2 separate regions of the Homo sapiens genome follow, and region 1 is linked to region 2. A link is an interaction called in ENCODE POLR2A ChIA-PET data of the cell type or tissue named here. Cell type or tissue: B cell. All regions are shown on one strand. Links, peaks and the distances in the headings refer to the core of each region. The heading gives the core; the rest is flanking DNA.

The links. Peaks named below come from ENCODE experiments on the same cell type or tissue, not always from the same donor. Only the 100,000 strongest peaks of a DNase experiment are listed, where the experiment ranks them.
Region 1: POLR2A ChIA-PET joins it to region 2 with 5 read pairs; 9 of 35 experiments call an interaction of 5 or more read pairs at or near these places.

What each region holds. Positions count from the first base shown.
Region 1 is chr19:47,092,437-47,097,804 of GRCh38, reverse strand. ZC3H4 (zinc finger CCCH-type containing 4) reads left to right here. Exons shown (of 15, transcript NM_015168.2): 3 at 3,197-3,416; 4 at 3,725-3,835. Among named protein-coding and RNA genes, the nearest start is that of ZC3H4, 19 kb to the left of the region's middle. RefSeq lists enhancers at 2,492-2,541, 2,812-3,001, 3,424-3,533, 3,964-4,223. In B cell, for the core only: no CTCF peak of the experiment used is centred there; DNase peaks (open chromatin) are centred at 2,544 and 3,804; H3K4me3 peaks cover 528 bases; H3K27ac peaks cover 2,447 bases.
Region 2 is chr19:47,236,833-47,242,200 of GRCh38, reverse strand. It overlaps LOC124904731 (a long non-coding RNA gene), which reads left to right. Exons shown (of 2, transcript XR_007067278.1): 2 at 2,794-3,526. Among named protein-coding and RNA genes, the nearest start is that of BBC3, 8.3 kb to the right of the region's middle. RefSeq lists silencers at 737-856, 2,241-2,570 and an enhancer at 280-1,081. In B cell, for the core only: no CTCF peak of the experiment used is centred there; DNase peaks (open chromatin) are centred at 950, 2,350 and 2,920; H3K4me3 peaks cover 865 bases; H3K27me3 peaks cover 2,695 bases.

The DNA of each region.
Region 1 (5,368 bases), core at 265-5,264, 140 kb after region 2:
GAGTTTGGCAGGTCTAGATTGAAATGATTAGCGCGGTGGGGCTTCCCCCACTTTTCTTGGGGGATTATGTCGAGGTCTATTAAGCATGTTCCCTTGGCATTTAATCCCACTCTGACACGGATTTTGCCGGCAGTCTGTTAAGTGGCATCGCTGAAACCTGGTTGCTGTTTTGTTGAGACCGCCTTTGTGCCGTCGCGCTGGTGGCCCACGGGATTCCCATTTGGCTCGACTTCCTTTCTTTTTGCTTTCTGTTGAACAGAGTCTGAAGAATATAGTCAAGACCTCGTGTTCACGCAGGACGTTTAGCTAGGAGAGCATCTTGGGTGTCGTGAGGGGGGACCCCTTGAGGTGACTGTGGACAGAAGTTAGCCCAGGGCTCGGAGGGGCTTGAGGGCCTGACATGGCCAGAGGGCCCTGAGAATGCAGTGATCTGTTTATTGTTGCTGTCTCAGTGCCCCTTTATCAACCGTCAGCAGTTTAACAACAACAAAAAAATCCTATGTATTTCTCTGCCTCTCTCAACTTTAGGGAAACAAAATTTCAAGTAGTCACTGCCTGTTTTGTGAAAAGTTGTATGGTTGATTCTCTTTGAGCCCAGATGTGCCTGGAGCTGTTAATATCGATAATGTGCAGAATCCCTCTTTGGCTCAGGTCTTTGTAGGGTGAATTTGAATGCTGCACTTCTCTACCTTGGTGATTCCTTTCTAGAATCATTCTGGATGATGGTTAAGGCTCTTGGAGTTCCTTGAATGGTCTTTTGTCCTCTGCCCGCAGGTGTTAGATGTAGAGTAGCCTGTACCTTCGTCCGAGCCAGCGAGTGGCATCAGGACAGGGAAGGAGGCCTCAGCTGACCCTGGGCAAGACTGTCGCCTGCTGTGCCGCGGTGTTGGACATAAGGGAGGGCGTGCTGAGGCTGCCACCCACTCCGGCTCAGCTGACCCAGCCCTGATGATCAGGCACCTGCCTTGTGGACCAAGTTTCTTGTCAGTGCAGAAAAGGAGGTAGTCAAGCAACCTGGCACAGATATGGCATTTAAAATATTAGTGGCCTGGGTGGTGATCATGTCCCTCTCAGCTTTATCCCTTCTAGACTTAAGTGTCGAGAGTAATGTTGTTCTTAGCTTTTCTTTATGGAACCCCAGCATGTATACCTCCAGTCTGTCCCGGGCCTTCTCCCGCTCAGTCTGTCCGTCTCTCCCTTTCTCTTGAGGTGTGGCCCTGGCCTGCCCCCAGTATTCCCATCAGGGTGCCACCTCCCAGTGTCTGCACAGCTCCTGGCGGCGGGCAGTTTGCCATGTCACTGAGTAACAGCTTCTCCCTTGGGACAAAACCAGTTTTCCCAGTCATGTGGCCCTTTTCGGTGTGGGTGAGGTGTCCAGTGAGGACTTTGCTCCACGCCTGGTTTCTGTGGGCCGCACCCCAGCGGGAAGGCACCTCCCTTGTCAGGACTGCAGCCTGCACCCCCGCCCCATTCCAAGTTTGCTAGTCGGGGAAGCAACACAAGGTGCACATGGGTCAGGTCACCTGTGTTGTTGACTTTGAAGCAGCAGAAAGAGTTTTGTGTCCTGCATTCTGTTTTGAGAGTTGCCCTTGACCTCTGCCCAGGGGTATCTGTGGGGCTGGGCCACTTGGGTTTGAAATAGAACCCATCCCCTTTGAACTGGGAGTGAGAGTTCATAGAAAAAGCTGCTCTTGAGGCGCTCCTTGATGTTTGGGTAGCAGCCCCAAGGCAGACAAAGGGAGGGACATAAGCGAAAGGACAGTGGAGGGTCCTGGGAGGAGGAGTCTGCCACATGCCCTGGAACCTTCAGGCAAGCACGCCTAATACATTGGCTCCCGCTTGGGCAGCTGCGGGCCTTTCCGCAGAGATAGCTCCATTTGTGGCTAACCTTTTGGGGCCTGGGCTCGTGATGTTTCCTCCTTACATCACTTCTCTTTGTGTCCTAGTTAATTGAGACGGAAGGAGTTGGATGCTCTCACGCAAGCCTTTTTGTGGTCATTCATGGGGAACTTTGGGAGCTTTTTAAAATTATTCAAAAAGATTGTTTTTTTCCTTTACCAACTCCTGTACTTGTGAACACTGTGTCTGTGGGTTTGGCTCAAAAACTGGATTCTTTTTCCAGCCTCCCCCTCCTGAACCCAATTTCTTCCTCACTCCTACCCCACCCCATAGATATTTACATATGCAGAATGTCCACTGGGCAGTGTCTGTCATGTTTGGAGAGCACTTTTAAAGTCCTGGAGATTGGGGTGACACGGGGGAATTGGAAGAGTGTAGGATGGGGAGCCAGAAGGGGTTCCACTATCTGGAGGTGAGTCAGAGGAGGGAGAGAAAGCAGGGCCGGTATCATGTGAGGCCCTCAGGAGGGGCCTGGGATCCGTCCCCCCTCCTCCAGCTGCTCAGTGTTTGCTTGCCTCCGGCCTAGAGGTGTGGGACTGACGAGGGTGGGTCAGACCTTGTGACCTGGGACTCTGAGCCTGTTTCCAGCGGTTCTCATGGGGCTTTTGTAATAAAGTACTTGGAGGGTTCTCAGGCCACAGCCCAGGCCTGCCTGTGGGTGGGTCCCAGGTAGCTTGGGGCCACCCCTGGTTCAGAACCAAGGCCCTCTCCACGGTGCACAGCCACCGCCCTCAGCCTCAGGTGGCACTGACGCCCAGCTCACTGGGGCCCGGGGCCCAGCAGGCAATCCTGGGCCTGGGAGGGAGGGGATGTGGGTCTGTGCTCCCTGGGAGAGAGACTTCTGTGGTCAAGCAAGGTTTAGAAGTGCCCCAAGTGCTTCACAGCAGAGCTGTGTGGGTTTCTGGACTATGGGGCTTCCTGGAAGTTGTGCAGCGTTAAGCATTATGAATCCCCAAGATGGGGCTCTTCCTGCTTATGTGACCACAGCACCTTGTCGGTTTCTTCTTCTAAGAACACTAGTTCTGTTGGGAAATCTGGCGTAGATGTGTCCCGGTGTTAGTGGTAATGCCCTTAAACTCCTACCCCTCCCCCAGCCAGGTTAGACTGGAGCAAGCACAGTTCTTTCAGGGGGAGGATAAGGGATGGAACAAGAGGCCATGGCCCCCATGTCCTCCCAGGGTCTCACTTCGCTCACAGCAGTCAGGCCTTCGGTTCCTGTCAGCCTTGGCCAGCCCAGAGCCCTAGGAGGTCTCCTCTCAAACCCTGTGTTCATGGTGGGATTGGGGTTTGTTTGTAGGGAAGATGGAGAGTTGGAAGAAGGTGAATTGGAAGATGATGGGGCAGAGGAGACCCAGGATACCTCCGGAGGGCCTGAGAGAAGCCGGAAAGAAAAGGGGGAGAAGCATCACAGTGATTCGGATGAGGAGAAGTCCCACAGGAGACTGAAGCGGAAACGGAAGAAAGAGCGGGAGAAAGAGAAAAGGAGGTCGAAGAAGAGGAGGAAATCCAAGCACAAAGTAGGTCGGAGATCCCCTGGGACTGCCACTGCCTGGCATTGGGCCTGGCTGAGAGCCCCAGGGGCTGAGCTTTTGCTGTCCACCCCAGAGGGCACTCTTAATGCCTTTGCTTATCTCAAATTGGATAAAGACCTTTTTTAAAAGAGTTGGTAGCTTATGCTTCATTGCCACTAAGTGCCCCAGGTGAGGTGTTTCAGGTGAAGCGCAGAGCCCTGCGGCACATGCCAGCATAGTTTGTCCTGAGGCTGACTGTGCCCGAGTGGCCTGCCTGTGGCAGGTTGCTGAGTCTCCTTCCCCTGTCATTACAGCGCCATGCTTCTTCTAGCGATGACTTCTCTGACTTCTCAGATGACTCGGATTTCAGCCCCAGTGAGAAAGGTCACCGCAAGTACAGAGAGTACAGCCCCCCATATGCGCCGGTGAGTGACTGGCATGCACTGCTGAGCTCTGGGGCCGGGAGGAGTTCAACTGCTTGTGTTTCTTGAGCACTTGCTGTGTTCTGGGCATTTTTTGTGAGTTTCAGTCCTGGGCCATCAGGTATTAATTTAATCCCCATTTTATGAGTGAGGAAACTGAAACTTAGACAATTTCAACAAGGCAGCCCAGACAACCAAGTGAGACCCCACAAAAAATAAAAAAATTAACCAGGCATGCCTGTAGTTCCAGCTACTCAGGAGGCAGAGGTGAGAAGATCCCTTGAGCCCAGAAGTTTAAGGTTGCAGTGAGCTATGATCAGCCACTGTACTCTAGCCTGGGTGACAGACAGAGCAAGATCCTGTCTCAAAAGGAAAAGAAAATTTCAACAGGGTTGCCCAGCTCTCTGAAGTAAAGGAGCTGGGATTTGAACCCAGGCCCTAGCTGACCTCCATGAGGCATGTTCTCGAGCCTCCTCCATGCGGCCTTAGCAAGGCCCTGTATGTCTCAGAGAAAGATGCTGACTGGTCCACGTCACGGCTGACTGGCTTCCACTGTTCACAAATGACCTTTTTGGGAAATTGGCAAGAGAATGAAATGTTCTCAAGTAGCCAGTAGGCAGAGGTTAGATACTCAGCCACTGTCGCTCTCATTTCAAGCAGCAATTTAAATTATTTGTTCAGTTTGTATACCATTTCTTCCCCCAGAAAATCCCATAAGAGAAAAGCAAATCATTTTTTTTTTTTTTTTTTTTTTTTTGAGGCAGAGTCTCACTCTGTCGCCCAGGCTGGAGTACAGTGGTGCAATCTCAGCTCACTGCAAGCTCTGTCTCCTGGGGTCGCACCATTCTTCTGCTTCAGCATCCTGAGTAGCTGGGACTACAGGCACCCGCCACCACTCCCGGCCAAGTTTTTGTGTTTTTAGTAGAGACAGGATTTCACCGTCTTAGCCAGGATGGTCTCCATCTCCTGACCTCGTGATCCGCCTGCCTCGGCCTCTCAAAGTGCTGGGATTACAGGTGTGAGCCACCGCGCCCGGCCGCAAATCATCTTATGATTACTTTACCCAGTATTCGTTGGCACGTGGGTGTCCGGGTTTGGATGAGAAATGTTTTGTCTTGTTTGTTTATTTATTTATTTATTTATTTATTTATTTATTGAGACGGAGTCTTGCTCTGTCGCCTAGGCTGGAGTGCAGTGGGGCAATCTCGGTTCACTGCAACTTCCACCTCTCTGGTTCAAGCGATTCTCCTGTCTCAGCCTCCCGAGTAGCTGGGATTACAGGCATGTGCCACCTTGCCCGGCTGATTTTTGTATTTTTAGTAGAGACAGGGTTTCACGATGTTGGCCAGGCTGGCCTCGAACTCCTGACCTCAGGTGACCCGCCCGCCTTGGCCTCCCACAGTGCTAGGGTTACAGGCGAGAGCCACCGTGCCCGGCTGGTTGAGAAATGTTTTAAAGTTAGTAGGTCTTTAAAGCTGTCCCAGGTATCCCATGACCCAGCATCATCCATCACAACAAATGATTCATTGTCCAATA
Region 2 (5,368 bases), core at 299-5,298:
CACAGATATGCATTTCAGACACAGTCATAATGTCACACACACACACACAATCCCACCGTGCACCGCATTGTCCAGGCACACACAATAACAGTAGTATGTATGCACATCTTCCCCCGACACCCAGCACAGCACATGGGCATACACTATCACAGTGATACATACACAGTCCCAACACCCACAACACAAGTACCACTGACACACTCAGTGACACACACAATCCCATATACACACAGCATTGTATACACGTACACACCATCACCATGACATACACACACAACCCCAGTGACACCCAGCATTACACAAACACATCCAACCATGACAACAGAACAGTACAGTGACATAGCACCTTCACAGATCTTCCCCCAACACAACATCACTCTGACACATATACGATCCCAGCGTCAGGACACAATCACATGGGCACACACATCTCACTGCCAGACCAGCATGCTGCACAGAACCACACACATCACACCATCATGATCACACACAGCACACCAGAACATCACACAATTGTACACTGACACACAATCACATTGTCACAGCAGCCCATGACATGTAGCATTGTGACAAATGTAGCATGCTGACACACACCATCACACTGACACACAATCCATCAAGTGACACACAGTAGCACACACTGACACAACCCCACCGTAATGTGTGAACCCCCTGACACAACAGCACACTGACACAAATCCACAGAGGACTCCAGCACACACACACATAGTCACACAAACACCCAACCCCCGCACCCCTGCCCTTGCCCCAGGAAGCTGTGTTAGATGTGGGACGGTGGGGGAGGGATGCGCTGTGTGTGTGTGTGTGTGTGTGTGTGTGTGTGTTTGTGTGTGCGCCAGCGCAGGCTGTGCCTCCCCCTCCCAGCCCTTCCCCGGGGGCGGGGCCGTGCGGCAGCCGCTGTTACCGGGTAAACTTCCCCGCCCCCCCCAGCGCGGCCATTAGTCAACCCCCCCCAGGATGATGTCATCGCCTCATTCTGGAGGCTGAGTAATCCTCAACTCCGCCCCGCCAGGTACCAGGGTAGGGGCGGGCCGCACCTGGGCTCACCAAGTCTGGAGCTGGGGTCTGGAGCTGCAGGCGGCTCTGCCTTGGGTCTCCCGGGAGGGAGGGGACTGAGGAATTGGGCCTCTCTGAAGTGGCCCAGCCATGCACGTTACGGTCTCTCGAGGCTGGGGGCTCCCAGTCTGGATCCACGGGGCCAAGTAAAGGTGCTGCAGGGCTGGATCTTCCAGACCTGGGGGTCTGGGACTGGGGAGGGCCCCCCAACCTCTCCACTACTCCCTCCTCCCCAGCCACATCACTGTGAGGGGCTGGGTCGCTTGGCCAGGTGTCTGGGGAATCAGAGACACGGGGCTTGGACTTCTGGGGTCCTTGGCACTATGAGGCCTGGGACCCTGGCGCAAGGTGGGGGGTCGGTGCCAACAGGTAAGGAAAGCGGCTCTGAAGTCAGATGCCCACGTCCTGGGAGATCAACCACCTGGACCCTGGGGAAAAGGGCTCAGAGGGGTGGGAAGTGGGCAGGTCTGCACCTTGGAGCTGGGCAGGTGGTCCCACCTAGGTAAACTGGACACCTGAGGGTCTGGTGACTGTTAGGGACAGGAGTGTCTCCCAGCATCAATGTGGTGAGGGCCAAGATGCCCAGGAGCTCTGTAACATCTCAGGGTCGGGAGCCCAAAGGCCTGAGTCCGTGTTTCTTGTGGGAGTGGGATGTTCAGCCCTAGTTTTCCTGGGATCAGACATGACTGTGTCCCCTTCTGGGGGGACCCTGAGTTCTTGTGTCCCGGGGCTGGGACATCTGCATCTCCTAAGAGGAGGGGGCTCATCTCCTTGTTTTCACGGGGCCAGGCATGCCTGGGTCCTTTGGGGGTGCAGTGACACCCTATTTTTATAAGGCCAGGACGCCTGGGTTGTTTTCTGGGAGGGAACTTCAACCGTTATGTTCCAGAGCCACGATACCTGCGGGGCGGGGAGCGGGGGAGCGGGAAACAACCAGTCCCTGTCTTCACGGAGTCAGGATGCTCAGGTCTCCTTGTGGGAGGGGGACCCTTGGTGGCACAAGGCCAACTCCAGGGTGCCATTCTGGGGGTAGGAACAGAATGCACAACCCCGTTTCCAGCCCATCCCAACTGCCCATCCTCACCCGAGAGTGCGGGACAGGGGAGCAGGGAGGTGGATGGTGCACAGCCCGGGTATCACCCCAGCCGGTCGCAGGTTTGCAGGCCGCGCGCCCGGCAGCTCCCCGGGGCCCGGTTCCCCGCCCCCCGCGCCGAGGGCTCCCCCAGATCCGGGCGGACGCGGCGGTGGCCAATGAGCGCGCTCGCCGTCTCCGGGAGCTGGGCCGGCTCTGCCCGCCTGGCATTGGGCACGCGGTGGGCAGCGGCGGGCGGGGCCTGGGGGGTCCTCGCGCCTGGTTGGGCCAGGCTTGTTGCTGGGTAACGGGGCGGCGAGTTTCCCCTGGCAACGGCGGCGGGTACCGCTCACTGGCTGGCCGGGAAGGAGGGGGGGCGCGGGCGCAGGCAGGCCCCGCAGACCCCAGCAACAGCGCGCGGCCCCCGCCCCGCCGGGAAGCGGTAACCTTCACACGCGCGCCGGCCGCTCGGACCCTGCGGACGCCCGCGCCCCCGCCCAGCCCCCACCCGGCCCCGGTCCAGCCTCCCGGCCTGCAGGGCCGGCCACACCGAGGGGACCCGGGAGACCCCTTCCCCACCGCGGAAAGCCAGGACTCAGGCCCTGCGGTGAAAAGTTAAGTCCTTCCCAACTCCCTCTCCCCAGGCTGCGAAATCTGCTTGCCCAGAATGGCAGACAAGATCTTGGAGACGAGACGGTTTTAGGTCTGCAGTCAACCAGCTCTATTTTGTCTCACCAGCACTTCACATCCGGCTTACTACCTCCGGGCACTATTCTAAGTATGTTACAAATACGAACTCATTTTATCTTCACAATATTTTTGGTCCTGCCTGTGCAGATCCCTTTTGGACAGTGAGGGAAACTGAGGCACAGAGCGGAGAAGCTGCTTGCTCAAGGTCATCATTTGAACCCATGTCGGAGTTATCGTTCCTCTGTGCTGTGCGCCCGTGGGAGAGGCATTAACACTCAAAATACGAAACTGCACAGAGTCAAGAAAACGCACTCGTGGACGGCCTGCGGACCACTAGTTTGAGACCCCAGCCTCAACATGAGCATCTGTGCAAATAGACACGAACTGTCCTCCTCCCAGAAGTAGACCTGGGCATCCTGACCCCATGAACACAGGGACTTGCTGTCTCTCCCCAAACTGGATTCAGGCATCATGGCTTTTGAACACAGGGCTGATGATCCTTCCCAGAAGAGAATGCAGGCATCTTGGCCCCATAAAAATAGGGGTCCTGGGCCGGGCTCAGTAGCTCACGGCCTGTAATCCCAGAACTTTGGGAGGCCTAGGCCGGTGGATCACCTGGGGTCAGGAGTTCAAGACCAGCCTGGCCAACATGGCTAAACCCTGTCTCTATTAAAAATACAAAAATTAGCCGGGCGTGGTGGTGCACACCTGTAGTCCCAGCTACTCAGGAGGCTGAGGGAGGAGAATCGCTTGAACCTGGGAGGCATAGGTTGCAGTGAGCCAAGATCGCACCACTGCACTCAAGCATGGGTGACAGGGCAAGCAAGACTCCATCTCAAAAAAAAAAAAAAAGTAAAAAAAAAAAAAATTAGCCAGGCATGGTGGCACATGCCTGTAGTCCCAGCTACTCGGGAGGCTGAGGCAGGAGAATCGCTTGAACTGGGAGGAGGCTGAGGCAGGAGAATCGCTTGAACTGGAAGGAGGCTGAGGCAGGAGAATTGGGAGGCATAGGTCGCAGTAAGCTGAGATCATGCCACTCTGCACTCCAGCCTGGGTGACAGAGTGAGACTGCGTCTCAAAAAAAAAAAAAAAAAATAGGGGTCCAGGCCGGGTCCAGTGGTTCATGCCTGTAATCCCAGTACTTTGGGAGGCTGAGGTGGGAGGATCATTTGAGCCCAGGAGTTTAAGACCAGCCTGGGCAAAATGGTGAAACCTCATTTTTACTAAAAATACAAAAATTAGCTGGGCGTGGTGGCACAGGCCTGTAGTCCCAGCTAATCAGGAGGCTGAGGCAGGAGGATCACCAGAGCCTGGGAAGCGGAGGTTGCAGTGAGCCAAGATCACACCGCTGCATTCAAGCGTGGGTGATAGAGTGAGACCCTGTTCTCATAAAAGAGGCGGAGGGGTCCTTAGCTAGAGGTTTCCTTGCTTGGATTCTCAGAGAGTCAACGGACTCCCACACTGGTAATAGTAATGACAAGTAACATATATTAAACATCCATCATGCCCCAGTACTTTTATTGTTTAATTTTTTTTTGTTTATTTATTTATAAAACAGGGTCTTTTTATTTTATTTATTTATTTTTTTGAGACAGAGTCTCGCTCTGTCGCCCAGGCTGGAGTGCAGTGATGGGATCACAGCTGTCTGTGGTCTTGTCCTCCTGGGCTCCAGCCATTCTCCTTCCTCAGCCTCCCAAGTAACTGGGTCCACAGGTGCACACCACCACGCCTGATTATTTTTTAAATTTTTTGTAGAGACAGGGGTCTCACTATGTTGCCTAGGTTGGTCTGGAACTCCTGGGCTCAAGCAATCCTCCTGCCTCAGTTTCTCAGAATGCTGGGATTACAGGCATGAGCCACTGTGTGCCTAGCCCAATGTTTTATTGTTATTCACATTCTGACTGCACATCCTATGAGGTAGGGACCTGTGCTGTCTCAACTCACAGATGAGGAAACTGAGGCACAGAGCTGTGACCACTTCCCCAACATCACCCACAGGTGGCAGAGGGGATTCTAAGTCAGGCCATCTGGACTCACAGCCCACAGTCTTTCATGAGGGCTGCATGCGGGCTTAGGAAACCAAGGCAGGCGAATGGGTTCAGGCCAGGAGTTGGAAACATGCCTGGGTAGGCAACACAGTGAGACCTCATCTCTACAGAAAATTTAAAAATTAGCCAGGTGTGGTGGTGTGCACCTGTAGTCCCAGCTACTCGGGAAACTGAGGTGGGAGAATTGCTTGAGCCTAGGAGGTGGAAGCTGCAGTGAGCTGTGATCATCAGCTGTGATCATGCCACTGCACTCCAGCCTGGGCAACAGAGCAAGACCCTGTCAAAAAAAAAAAAAAAAAAAGAGGCAGCCCTTGACCCACCCACAAACTTCTTTTTCTTTGCCCACAAGGGTTTTGTGTTGTTGTTGTTTTGGGGGTGGGGGTCGGTTTTTTATTTTTGAGGCGGAGTCTTGCTCTGTTGCCCAGGCTGCAGTGCAGTAGCGCGATCTCGGCTCACTACAACCTCCGCCTCCCGGGTTCAA